Regions from separate parts of the Homo sapiens genome. Here region 1 is linked to region 2. Evidence: chromatin loops called from intact Hi-C (ENCODE). Cell type or tissue: PC-9. All regions are shown on one strand. Each heading gives the region's core, and the rest is flanking DNA. Links, peaks and the distances in the headings are about the cores only.

Region 1 (4,405 bases), core at 163-4,162, 170 kb before region 2:
ATTCAGGAGCATGTTGTTTAATTTTCATGTATTTGTATCATTTCCAGAGTTCGCTTTGCTATTGATATCTAGCTTTATTTCATTGTGGTCTGATTTCAATTTTTTGAAATTTGTTGAGACTTGTTTTGTGTTCTAACATATGGTCTAACCTGGATAATGTTTCATGTGCTGATGAGAAAAATGTGTATTATGCAGCCACTGGATGAAATGTTCTGTAAATGATTTTTAGGTCCTTCTGGTCTAATGTGCAGTTTAAATTCAATATTTCTCTGTTAATTTTCTGTCTAGATGAACTGTCTCATGCTGAGAATGGGGTGTTGAAATTCCTATCTATTGTTGTATTGGAGCCTGTCTTTTCTTTTAAATCTAATAATATTTGCTTTATATATATGGGTGCTTCAGTTTTGGGTACATATGTTTAGAATTTTTATATCTTCTTACTGAATAGATCCTTTTATCAATATATAATGAGATTCTTTGTCTCTTTTTACTGTTTTTGATTTAAAGTCTGTTTTATCTGATATAACTACTCTGCCTAATTTTGGTTTCTGTTTGCATGTAGCTTCTTTTTCCATGCCTTTACTTTCAGTCTGTACATGTTTTTACAGATGAGATGAGTTTCTTGTAGGCAGCCTATACTTGAGTCATTTTAAAAAATCCATTGAGCAAGTCTATATTTTTTTTTAAGTGGAAAGTTTAATTTGTTTACATTCAGGGCTATTACTGATATATCAGGGCTTATTCCTGTTATTTTGTTACTTGATTTCTGGTAATTATATATATTATTTTTTCCCTTTATTTCTCTGTTATTGTTTACTATTGTAGTTTGTTGGTATTCTACAGTGGTAACATTTGCTAATTTCCTCTTCCTTGTTTGCTTGCTCTATCAATGCCTTTTATATTTTTGAGTGTTTTCATGATGGTAGCTATTAATCTTTTGCTTCTGAGTATAGAACTTTCTTAAGCATTTATTGGAGGGCTGCTCTAGAGGTGATGAACTTCCTCAGCTTTTGCTTGTCTGGGAAAGACTATTTTTCCTTTATTTATGAAAGATAAATTTTCTGGACATAGTATCCTTGGCTAACAGTGTTTTTCTTTTAGTGCTTTGAATATATCATCCCATTTTCTCCTGGTCTGTAAAGTTTCTGCTGAGAAATTAGCTTTTAGTCAGATAGAGGGTTTCCTTTATAGATGATAAAATGTTTTTCTCTTGCTGACTTTAGAATTTGTACTGTCACTTTGACTTTAGACAGCCTGAATTGCAATAGGCCATGGTGAAGTACTTTTTGCATTGTATTTTCTGGGGATCATTGAGACTCCTATATCTGGATATTTAAATCTCTTCCTAGAATTGTGAAGTTTTCATTTATTACTTTGTTAAGTAGGTTTTCTAAGCCTTTCAATTTCTCTTTACCCTCAGGGATACTAACAATTAATACATTCAGTTGCTTTTTGTAGTCCCAAGTATCTCAAAGGCTTTGTTCATTTTTTAAAAAATCTTTTTTCTTTATTTTTTGCCTGACTAGATTATTTCAAAATATTTGTCTTCATGTTCTGAAATTCTCTATTCTGCTTGGCCTAGTCTATTTTTGAAACTTTCGATTGTATTTTGTTCTTGCTTTGATGACTTTTTCAGTTCCAGAATGTCTGTTTTTTTCAAAAAGATATTTATCTCTTTGATAAATTTTTCACTTATTTCCTGAATTGAGTTTTGAGCTCTTTGTATTGCTTTTCATATTTCTCTTGCATCATTGAACTTTTAAAAATAAATATTTTGAATTCTTTATCTGGCATTTTGAGGATTGCTTTTTGGTTAGGATCTATTGCTGGAGAATTATTGTGTTCCTTTGAGGATGTCATATTGCTTTTTCATGTTTCTTATGTCTTTACAGCATTTGCTTCTCTTTATTTTTGAATTTTCCTTCACTGGGGGGGCTTTTTCCTGAATATGTGACTATGATGTTGGTTGGGTTTGCTTTTGGGTGCATGGAGTAGGGAAGACTACTATAATTTCATTGGCTATAAATAGCATCAGTGGTATCTGTGGTTTCCTTGGTGTGTTAGGGTGCGGTTATTGGTGGAGGCTGTGGTGAACTTGTGCTAGGGTCTGGAATGCCAGATTGGTCTGTCTTTAGCTTTCAGTGGGGCTAAGCATGTCTATCCTTGTGTTCTGTGGCAGTGTATTCTGATACTTGTGTTGGTGGTTCCAAGCAGGCTGATTTTTGGGCTCTGGGTGCCTTTCTCAATGCTGGTTGTGGTAGTGGTGGACTGGTTGGGTGAGTAGGCTCTTGGGTTCCTGGGCAGCCACATGATGTGGGCAATGGTGGTAGCAGTAGTGGTGAGATGCTCTTCTGATTCCCAAGTGCTGTGCTTTTGTGTTGGCAGTTGCAATGGGCCATGCAGGCTGGCTTCTGGGCCATGCAGGCTGGCTTCCAGGCCACTAGGTGGTGCTTGCAGGTAGAAGCAAGCACCTGCAGATACTTGAGGTGGTAGTGATATGTTGTTTGTGTCCAGCCTCTGTCCCCCAGGATAAATGCTTAGGTGCCCCAGGTGGTGGATTGGGTTATGGAACCCCCAGGACCATGGATCCTGCACTCTGTCTCAGAGGGTGGGGTGAAGCCAAGCAGAGCCAGACCAGGCAAACTTGTGCACAGGTCCCCCAATGATGAGTGCATGGACTAGCTGTGATGAGGAGTTGGGGGTGAGGTGGGTTGATCCTTGGGCCCTGGAGAAATGCTTGGGTGAGGGGCAACCACCACTACAGTGAGGTCTTACCATGTGGTGGGGGTGGCCAGTCCCAGCAGTCTCAGCAGCCACAGCCTTGGCCAGCAGCTGGGGGACTTATGTCCTTTTCATGCCCCAGTGCTTGTGGGGCTCCCTCCCCCATCCTGGCTGTTGCAGCTGGGGGATCCCTCCCCCATCCTGGCTGTTCAGTCAGACCTGGTAGTTCATGCCTAGCCTGGAACTCAGCGCTGGGCCATGGGGGCCCTCTTCCCAGCTCATGTCCAAGTTTCTGCAGCAACTCTTGTCTTACTCAGGACAAGTGGAGGAGTTGTCCACATGTAGCACCAGCAGCTGCAGCCCACAGCACACTTGCTTCTCAGTCCCGTTTGCAAAAGCCTCCCCCACACCCCTACCTAGGCCCCATGCCCCACTCTGGAAGCAGCAGCCTGAGTTTCCCCAATGCCCGGGACTGGTGCCACTGGTTTCCAGGACTGAGCATAGTCTGTTAAAAGCAAGGATCAAGAATGGTGTTTTATTGTAGCTCCTCAGGTCCCAGAAAGAGTGTGAGACCCAAAGTGTGTTCCCTCCTTGGGGTTCCTTCCTACAGTCTCCTGGCTGCTCCCAAGTCAGAATCAGGGCTTAGAAGACTCAAAGTGTTTCTCCTATGGCTTGGATAGTACAGTTCCCAAGTGAGAAGGTAAATTGTAGGAAGACACTCACTCACCTTCCCCTGTACTGAGGGATTCACTACCAGTTCCGGGCCAATCCTAGCCACAGAAGCTGCACATTTTCCTTCTCCTTCCTAGATTTTAGTGTTTCCTATCATTTTTTTTTTCTGTCAGACTCCCACATTCCACCTTGGATAATGTGTTTAAAATGTGAATGTTGGCGGGGCACAGTGGCTCCTGCCTGTAATCCCAGCACTTTGGGAGGCAGAGATGGGCAGATCACAAAGTCAGGAGATCGAGACCATCCTGGCCAACATGGTGAAACCCCGTCTCTACTAAAAATACAAAAATTAACTGGGCGTGGTGGCAGGCGCCTGTAATCCCAGCTACTCAGGAGGCTGAGGAAGGAGAATCGCTTGAGCCCGGGAAGCGGAGGTTGCAGTAAGCTGAGATCGTGCCACTGCACTCCAGCCTGGCGACAGAGGGAGACTCCAGCTCAAAAAAAAAAAAGACTGTCTACATATTTTTTGGTAATTCTAAGTGGATGAGGCATGCTTACAATGCCTCTAGTCAGCCATCTTAAAAAACAAAACAAAACAAAACAAAAAAACACCTATACTGTTAAGATAGTCTCTTAGAGCTTATCCTAAATGTGGGCAATATTCTCAAAATTGCAATAGGTGAGAGAAGGCATATGTAGTGACCTGCATATAGCACTCCAAGCTTTGGTTATTGCTGTTTGCTCCTGATAGGGTCCAAAAGGGGCTACATTAGACAGGAAATTCAATTTTTTCTTTTTGCCTTTCACATATCTGCATTTTAATTTGAAATTTATTCCATGCTTTCTTTAGCTGGGTGAGTGTGGATTGCCATATTTCATCAAAACTAAGACACTGTCAGTTTTAAGGTCTTATTTTATTTACCATTATTTTATTTACCATTATGAAAGGAAAAAACCTGCCAATTAAACGATGACAATTATAAGACATATCACCATTTCAGAGATGTTACTA
Region 2 (4,405 bases), core at 102-4,101:
CCTTCTGAGACTTAGTTCATCATTTCAGTTTACTTGCTTGCTATATCTCCCATTGAATCCACGGACTTGATGAGAACAGGGATTTTGCAATATTTATCTCAGTTTCCCAGATGGGCATTGAATAGATGGTGGTTTGAGTTTCTGAATGTAGTACTCACATTTTCTACTATAATGTATTCACTCTGACCCAGGCACTACTCTGTGCATCTTAAAAACAGTAACTGATTAAATCCTTTAACCACTCCTTTGTATTACACGATGTTAAGGTCTAGGGAGAGTAAGCATTTGTCCACGGTCTCACACCTAAGTAGGAAGGAGAATTCAGACCCAGGCAGTCTGGCTCCAGCATGCAGTCACCGAGCGTACCGTCACTACCATGGGAGAGTGGCTACTTCTGGTAGCCCTTTCTTCTACATCAAGTGTTTTTAACCTTTTCTGTGCCATGCCCTCCTGGAATTCTTGTGATACCTAAGAACTCTTTCCAAGAATAATACTTTTAAATGCATAAAAACTAAAACACATAGGATTACAAAAAAACTCAATTATAGTAAAATACAGCTATCAAAATATTTAAGATATCAAATTTGTGAAATAGTAATAGTACACACCTCTTTATTAACACATTAATTTGTAAAATAGTAAGGTACAAATCTCTTTATTAACAGATTAAATAACAAGAGCTGGCAGTGGGTCTAATCACTACTGTAATTCCCCAGGAGTCATGGTGTTTAGAGATTATTATAAACATGTCATAAAGTAATATTTGGTGATATCTGCAACAACTGTAAAGTGATAGGAAAAGGTATGAGATTTTGATTGGTGATAAAGTCACAGTTACTGCACATACTACTGTGGTCCGTTCCTACTTCATAATTGAAAGAAATAAGCAATTCAGTTAGAGGTGGTAAAGAATAGAGGTGTTCGTTTTTGTCGTCTAAGCACGCAGACCCCCTGAAGTCAAGAGTTGGATGTGATCCCTAGTTTGGGACCTCTATTCCAGATGCTCTAGCTTTTATTTCTCCTCAAGTGTGATCTGTCAGCCAGCAGCCTCAGCATCACCTGCAAGGTCTTTGAAATATAGAACACAACCCCCTCCCTAGGTGTATGGATTGGAATCTGCATTTCAATGAGATCTTCAGGTGATTTGTATGCACATAAACATTTGAGAAGCACTGCAAAATATATGCTTGCTTAGGTTAGACGAGCAAAGAGCTGTGTACTTGAACAGTTTAGAAAGGTGTGACTGTACCTGTGTTTCTACCCTTCTTTCTGCCTTTTATAAGCAACTTCCTGAAGTGGGGTATAACCTAACGGATGATGATGTTGGAACAATAGCCACTGTCTGTCAGTGTGTCCTACCTTGGGACTACTAACCCTCAGGGCAAGGATGTTAGTATTCTCGATTTTGTCTCCCACAGGTGATGTGTGGACTGACCAGCAGATCTGCTTTTTGGAGAGTGCAGTCTACACGTTCTGCCTGTGGCTGGGGGTAAATCAATGCACTTCATGGAGGAAAGATATTTTATGTCTTAGATCCAAGTCCAGTTCTCCAATCCAGTTTTTCCAGTGCTAGAACATAAAGAGCATTTTAATTTTCTTCTTGGCTCTATTACTCAATTGGTTCTGAACCTTCTGAGGAGGGATCTGATTAATTAGTCCCCTCAAATCCCAGCAATATTGACTGCTGGAAAAGTTAAAGCCAAGTGTACAAAACACCAGGAATGCATTTACGTAATAACCTCATTCCTGAATCATTTGTAAGGCCCTACCCTTGTTTTCCCTTTTATTTCCCTCTTCCCTTGAATTTTTGTTTTCTTTCTGTTATCTTGTTCTATTTGCTCTGTCTTTGTAAGCCTCCTTAAATCATTTTTAGAATAAGTTAAGAGCACAGATTCATAAATCAACAAAAGTAGCAACATACAAATATAAAAATAAATATACAAATCTTAGTAGACAGAGGCTGAACCTATATGCAGGGCCACTGCATTGCTCAACGACAGACGGCACCATTCTTGTTGTTTATGTAAATAGTGCTCTTTTTCAGTACAACAGGCTACAAGGTGAAAAGTGGAATTATGCAACTGGTGGCTGTGATCCAGAACTTTTGATAAATTTAGTCACTGTATACTAGTTGGCAATATGTTATTGAAAAAGATAATGAAGTTTTTGGTAACTAAGGGCATTTGGGGTAGGCTGCTCTTTTGTGAAAATGTTCTTAAAGTATTCTAAAAATGTTCTATACTCTTGGGATATATGAATGAATGGAGGTGGCTTCCTTCTTCACTTAGCTTAGAGTATTCAGCAATTTGAAAGCCAGGAATTGAAGCATTGCATGGAGATAGAATTATGCCATTCCCCTGCTAAATGAGTCAAATACTTTCCATTGCACTTAGAATAATAACTGAACTCCTTATTTGGGTGACAGGCCCTGTTAAGATCTAGCTAGCTCCCCTGTCTTTTTTATCGGCCTTGCATAGCACCACTCTCCAAAGCTCCTTTCATCCTCAGAGTTTCTACATACACTGTTCCTTCTGCCCGGAACACCCTTCCCTACCCCTTCACCAGTGCAATGCTGATAATCATCCTTTAGAAGTTAACTCAGACTCCATCAAGTCCCCTGTTACATTCTTTACAATCCTTATCATAATGTTAATAATCATTGCTCATGCCATCATTTCCTTAGCGTCCCTTTTCCTCTGGGACTGGATGCTCCTGAGAACATGGGCTGTACTTGTCTTGTTTTCTATACTTTATTGCCAGCTAGGCCAGCAGTGCCTGGCAACTAGCAGGGGCTCACTGAATGATGTAATGAAGGAATGAATGCAAAATGGGAAACAGATCCACAGACACAACTAAAGCTTTGGAGAACACATGGAGTGAGGACAAATGTCAATGTGAAAAGGAGTGTATTTACCATTTTAAAAAGAGAAGGGAGAGGATGGGTTCTGCTCACATCCTGAACACGCAAAGAGGCCATCGTAAGGGAGGAGGGTCAGATATGGCCTTACTGTGATAGATGAGCAGCTCTCCTATTGTCAGGAATTGTGGGACAATAGAAAATGAGTTAAAGTGGCAGCAGCAGAAAAATAGACATTAAGAATTTTTCTGAATCTTAAGAATAGTGAGAATTGGACCAGAAAGGCAGAATAGCCTAGTGGTGATGAGATAGACTCTAGGTTCAAATTCTCACATTACTACTTACTGGCTTCAAGACCTTGGACAAATTACCTAAACTCTCTGTGCATCATTCACTTAAAAAGTGATAATAATAATGGTTCCCACCTCATAGGCAGGGTGAATATGCTTCAAACTCAGGCACTTTTGAGAGTAAAAGGAGCACTGGGTGCCGTAAGTTTTGCTGGGATCATAGGCATAAATTGGTACTAAACCCAGCACACAAAGAATGGTTAGTCTATTCCTAAAATGTCATAAGGATTAAAGAAATTAATACTTGTTATCCACTTAGAGGCATGCCTGACACAGTGCTCAGTTAAGGCTGGCTACTACCATTAAGAAATAAGAGAATCTTTCTGGAGACTTTAGGAGAAGATAGACAGTTGATTATATGGGTCGGAGTTTATATCTCAGGGAGCATCAGAATTTAATTGCTTATTTAAAAATTCTCCCTTCCTGTTTAATCTTTTTTAAACATTAAACATATGCAGAAACTACCCAGTAACTCCTACCCAGCTTAATAAATAGGATATTGCAGAACTCCAGAGGCCCCTCTTATGTCCCTTCCTAATCACCAACCCATTGTCTCTGCCCCAGGGGTAACCGTTTTCCTGACTACCAATCCTGTTGGTGAGTTTTGCCTGTTTTTGAAATGCACATAAATGGATGCATACTGGATGTGCTCCTTCATGTCTGACTTCTTCTACTCAATTCTTGGTTAATGTGGTTTATCCCTGCTGTTGAATGGAGTAGGAATCTATTCAATCACATTGTTGTGTAATATTCCACTGCGTGAATACACCACAATTTATTGATTGATTCTACTATTGATGGACATTTCCAATTTCGGGCTATTATGAAAAATGTTGCTATGACTATTCTTATTTTTTGGGACGTACAAGTATATTCTGTCAGGTTTATGTTAGATCTAGGAGTGGAATTGCTAGCTTGTACGGGTGCATATGTTCAGCTTCAATTCACCTTTCCACCAGGATCTATGGGAATTCTGATTGCTCCACATTCTCACCACCCTTAGGCATTGTAGATCTTTTTGATTTTAGGTATTCTGGAAGTTATCTCATTGTGAGATTTTAAAAAGTGCTTATGAATTCCACCTAATTATAACAATAACACACACTCTGATTTCCTGAGTACCTACTAAATGACAGGTGCTTCACAGAATTACTTCATTTAATCTATGCAAGAACCCTCTGAGTGAGATGTTATTGTT

The links. Peaks named below come from ENCODE experiments on the same cell type or tissue, not always from the same donor. Only the 100,000 strongest peaks of a DNase experiment are listed, where the experiment ranks them.
Region 1: it touches region 2 in a loop (2.3-fold over the local background); 2 of 110 quality-filtered maps call a loop at or near these places.

Annotation. Positions count from the first base shown.
Region 1 is chr3:31,446,735-31,451,139 of GRCh38, reverse strand. No RefSeq gene overlaps it. Among named protein-coding and RNA genes, the nearest start is that of STT3B, 84 kb to the left of the region's middle. RefSeq lists a silencer at 2,293-2,471. In PC-9, for the core only: a CTCF peak has its summit at 2,437 (motif pointing right); no DNase peak of the experiment used is centred there.
Region 2 is chr3:31,272,802-31,277,206 of GRCh38, reverse strand. No RefSeq gene overlaps it. Among named protein-coding and RNA genes, the nearest start is that of MIR466, 110 kb to the right of the region's middle. In PC-9, for the core only: no CTCF peak of the experiment used is centred there; DNase peaks (open chromatin) are centred at 1,446, 1,706 and 2,056; H3K4me3 peaks cover 992 bases; H3K27ac peaks cover 2,880 bases.